2 separate regions of the Homo sapiens genome follow, and region 2 is linked to region 1. The links are chromatin loops, found by intact Hi-C in ENCODE. Cell type or tissue: endothelial cell of umbilical vein. All regions are shown on one strand.

Region 1 (2,500 bases):
CTTAGTGTGACTGTGTTGTTTATTGAAAATTCTTGGAAACTCCCTGAAGTTTGTCCAAAACTATATTTCTTTCTGTAAGGGAGCTGGTTTCAAAATGTCAGTGGGGAAAAAATTATGCTTCACCATATTCACAGGGCTCTGCTTGTTTGTGGATAGGGGTTTTGATCAAAGCCACAGACCTGCATTCCTGCTGTGCCTCCATTCCTGAATACCACAGACTCTGCCCAGTTTGCTTGAATGAATTCTGAGCTGCCACATGCCTCAGTGAGACAGTGAAAACTTCAACTCATCAATGACTGGGTCAAACCACTCTGAAGACAAGCAGCTCTCCCACGTGCTCAACACTAGGACTATTTCTGAAGCCTTGATGAGAATAACTGACTTCCTGAAGGGAAAGTAAGGAGCCTAAACCTGATTATGAGCAAGGAGGTATAAGGAGGGGCAGGTGCGGTTTGAAAAATGCTTCTGTGAATCCTAGAGAAGAGGCAGGATCCAAGGCCATTTAACAACGTGAAGGTCCTAGAAACTTACCTTTGGAAGCCCCATCTGACATACTACCAAACAAATTAAAACACACCAACATCCCACATTACCTTTTTTTCCTCTAAAATATAAGTATTTTATATTTTCACTTCAAATCTCAGTAATCCTCACACACACTGGGGAATTCTCATGAAGTACAAAGATCTAAAATAGAAATTATTTTCAAATACGTTTTTGTGAGCATTAAATTTAACAATTAATGAAGTTGGTATATTATGTTTACAAATATGTCTTATTTCCCTGAATAAAGCTGTAAGCCACAATCTGATTCTAGAAACGTTAAAATGTGAACCATGTATGTGTTCCTGGGTAAATTATGGTATAAATTTTGATTCTACAGTTTTCCTGTTGTAGTTTTCAACCAAAATATCTCTCATCTTTGTAGACTCAAACTTGTCAAAATTCTGTGAATGTCTCTTCGTGCTTGAGAAACTGGGCATAAGTGGAAAGGCAGTATTGTACAGTGCTTGAGAACATAAATCCTGGAGCCACTGCCCATGTTTTTAACCACAATATCAGTAGTTTCTAGTTCTGTGATCTTGGATAAGTTACTTAACCTCTAAGTACCTTAGTTTCCTATTCTGTAAAATGGGGATAATAGTACTTACCTCATAGGACTGTTGCTAGGATAGTTAGTATTTTTAAAGTATTTAAAACAGTGTCTAATATTCCAGAAATGTTAGTCATGTTACTGTTATTTTATACTAACAGATAAAATAGTTCTGGAAGAATCACTCACTTCCCCCAACAAAGCTGCTTGCCCATTGGAAGCTGTCTTGAAGGAACTGGTTGAACCCCAAATTTCAGGCAGATACACCCATATATCAAGCCCTGGTCCAATATCCTTAATTCTACCTTTTCCTTCCCAAAGTTTTTTCTCTAAAAGAGGAAGAAGGGTAATCCCAATGCTAAGGATAACCCCCTTCAGATTAAAGGTCAGTGACAGAATCAGAGAGATGAAGCACGTTTTCTTTCCCCAGAATAAATACTAGAGTCTCTTCCCTCTAGTGGCTGAAGTATACAATTACAATGCCCCCAGCCAACTGTCATTCTTAAAATCTGTTGTAATGGAAATAATTCAGAGGATGGTAAACTTAAGTGAAAAGTCAGCTTTAGGCCAGTGGAGAGCTAGGCACAAAACAACAAAACATTGAGTTTTTTTTAAAATAAAGCAGTATTAAACATTTGCACAGCGTCATAATTATTAACCTCAGCATCACAAAAAGAGCAACTTTAATTAAACGCAACCACGTTGTAACTATTTCACACTTCCATGTCCTAACTATAGTCAGTGTAATCCTAACTACAGTCAGTGTAATCCACATAATAAATAGCTTTTTGTTTCCCTAAGTTTTTTAATGGATGGGGCTCATTAGTTTATATAATCATCCCTAAAACTAGGACAGCACTAGCACTGTCACTCTGCAGTAAAATATTAATCCTACCAAACCAAATATTTGACATGATCTGTACGGCTTGAAATATTTTCCTTAAACCATTAACTTCTCAGTGGTATAGGGAGACAAAATAAAGAGAAAGAAAAATACCACATTTTTTCAGTACAGTTTTGTTACATAAGGAACATTTTACAAAGGAAACTGGATTTTCTTTAGGAGTATTGAAATTAAACACCATACTTTAGGGACCATTTCTCAGTCTGTTACTAGAGAAGTTTCTCTGAACCTGCAGAGCACCTAAAAAAAAAAGTAGAAAAAAATTACAAAAAAAAGGGTATTATAATTATTTTTGAGCAGTTTATGTCCTAAGCCATTTCAGGCATCCAGGCCTCCAGCTCATCTGAAAACTTCTGATTTTCAAAACACATTGCACATGACTCATCAGCATACTCTATATGCTAGATACTGATGAAGGAGGGTTACACCAAATCAACTGTAAAAGTGTGACTCCTTTTTCGTCTGTAAAGTCACTTAAGAAAGCAAAAACATGTCACCTTCAA
Region 2 (2,500 bases), 71 kb before region 1:
TAGTAAACAAGTAAGTGCTTGGTTGGCATTATGTGCCAAAATTTCAGGTTTTACTAAATCCCTTACGGCCCAACTACACATCTTCCAAGGTTAAAGTCCTGGGGCAGTAGAATATTACAAAGTTTCATGCTGATATCAAGGATGGCACTGGGTTATAATAGTGATACTCCCTACTTTGGGAGGCCGAGGCAGGTGGATCACGAGGTCAGGAGATCGAGACCATCCTGGGTAACATGATAAAACCCCGTCTCTACTAAAAATACAAAAAATTAGCCAGGCGTGGTGGCAGGCGCCTGTAGTCCCAGTTACTCAGGAGGCTGAGGCAGGAGAATGGTGTGAACCTGTGAGGCGGAGCTTAGAGTGAGCGGAGATCGCTCCACTGCACTCCAGCCTGGGCGACAGAGCAAGACTGTCTCAAAAAAAAAAAAAAAAAAAAAATTGTGATACTCCCAGGAGTATCTCTGGCACACTGGAATATCTGCTTACCCTGTTCTACCCCAGACTGTCTTCTCTGAATTCATTAGTCTGCCTTGTTTATTTTTCCCTATCTCCACCTTATTGCCAGACTATTAACTTTCAATTATTTGCATTAACATGCCTGTTTATAAAACCATTGCCTTTACCACCGTCCAATTTAGTATCTCATCTAATGAACGAGTTGCAAGATTGAGGGGAGTGGAACTGATATAGCTGAAGCGCAAGGTGAGCAAGTTGCAAACAATTCTCATGTATGGCTCAAAAAGAGACTCTAAAAGAAATCAAAAGGAGAAAGGTCCTTAAGAGTTGTCTGAAATAATGAAGATATTCTGTTTAAAAAATGTACATGATGTCATATAGTTTCTCCTTGGAAACCCTCTAAGTTACAAGCTGAGTTTTATTTGTTAAGTCAAAGCCCCATGGGTGGTTGTGGGGTGGGAGGCAGAGGAGATAATGAAGGGATATGCATGAAAATGTTCACGTGATTCATTTTGAAGAGTGGGATTCGGGATGTTTTGTTTTGTTGCCCAAACCCCATGTGCCTACCCGAAACAAGCAGAACACAGCTGCATAAATACAGTGGTGACTAACCCTTAAGAAATGAAGTCTCTTTGTAACCTAAATCTATATATACACATAGACAGAGATTTAGGGATATTTCCTATCTTTAATAACTCCTAAAATTGCCCAACAGAAAAGTGAAACTCCTTTCCATCCTTCCTTACAGAAACCCTTTTAAAAATACATCAAAGTAGCCACCTGCAAATTCATAGTAAAACAACTTTTGAAGACACAGAAAATAGGTATTTTGGCCAACAGGGCTACATTTGCTACCTAAGCACTTTAAAAGCCTGGAGTCACTGTGTCTCAGTTTTTATCTCCTTTTCCTCTGTGGCTCATCCTCTTAAGTATCACTCTTAGAGCTCCTACTTTTACTCATTTAAATCAAAATACAATATGAAGTGTTACTGTGGTAGGCAGAATTCTAACCATGGTCTCCTCAAAATTCCAGTCCCCTAGTTATTCAATCAAAAATGAATACTACTATGAAGAGATTTTTTTAGCTGTAATTGTCCCAAGTCAGTTGACCTTCAAGTATAGAGATTATCTGAGTGGGGCCTCACTCAACCAAGTGAGCCTTTTAAAAGCAAGAGTTTTCTCTGGTTGATGGAAGGAGCAGCAGTCAGATTTGAAGTGCGAGAATGACCGGATATGCCCCTGCTGGCTACAAGATCGCAGAGGGCAGCCAGCCTCTAGGAGCTGAAAAGCAGCTCCTTGCTGATAGCCAGGGTGAAGCGGGGAACTCAGTCCTACAAAGGCAATGACCTAAATCTGTCCACAACTGCATGGGCTTGGAAGTGAGTTCTTTCCCAGCCTCCAGGTAAGAGCCCAGCTCAACCAACACCTTGATTTTGGCCTCATAATACCCTGAGCAGAGAACCCAGGCGAGCCTGCCCAGACTTCTGCCCTGAAGAACTGTAAGATTAATAAATGCATGTTGTTTAAACCAGTAAATTATGAGTAATTTGTTACTACAGCAATAGAAAACTACTGCAGATATTATGTTGTTTTCTTATGGGTTTTATTTTTACAGCCTTCTTTTTATTAGAAAGGCACTATGTGCTAATTTCCCTACTTTCTTATTCGCTAAACAATTAACAGTTTCTCCTTTCCTTTTCCACAAATTTCTATGACTATGCATGAATATACAAGTGTGCTTTCATCTGTGTATACACACTCTAAAACACAGATGCACATGAAATGACAACATGCAATGTTTTCACCTAACAATGTATCTTGTGTATCCTTCCAATACCAGCACATGAAAGCCCACCTTGTTCTTTGTAACAACTATGTAGTGCTGGGTTACACCCCTGAATCATTATTTACTTAACTAGTCCATTACTGAAGAAAAATTTAAATAAAAAACTGGTACCTTTCCATTTGCTAGGTACAAAAGCCATGCTATACTTATAATTTTCTGTTATTTTATGAGAATATCAGTAAGATAAATTCCTTTAGG

Evidence for each region. Peaks named below come from ENCODE experiments on the same cell type or tissue, not always from the same donor. Only the 100,000 strongest peaks of a DNase experiment are listed, where the experiment ranks them.
Region 2: a loop joins it to region 1, with 3 times the contacts of the local background. A loop is called at or near these places in 4 of 110 quality-filtered maps.

The regions. Positions count from the first base shown.
Region 1 is chr5:66,987,205-66,989,704 of GRCh38, reverse strand. The region is part of intron 4 of MAST4 (microtubule associated serine/threonine kinase family member 4); the gene reads right to left. Among named protein-coding and RNA genes, the nearest start is that of MAST4-AS1, 16 kb to the left of the region's middle. In endothelial cell of umbilical vein, a CTCF peak has its summit at 1,548 (motif pointing left); a DNase peak (open chromatin) is centred at 1,574.
Region 2 is chr5:67,058,414-67,060,913 of GRCh38, reverse strand. All of the region lies in intron 5 of MAST4 (microtubule associated serine/threonine kinase family member 4), which reads right to left. Among named protein-coding and RNA genes, the nearest start is that of MAST4-AS1, 56 kb to the right of the region's middle. RefSeq lists an enhancer at 1,405-1,947. In endothelial cell of umbilical vein, no CTCF peak of the experiment used is centred here; DNase peaks (open chromatin) are centred at 993 and 1,703; H3K27ac peaks cover 2,286 bases.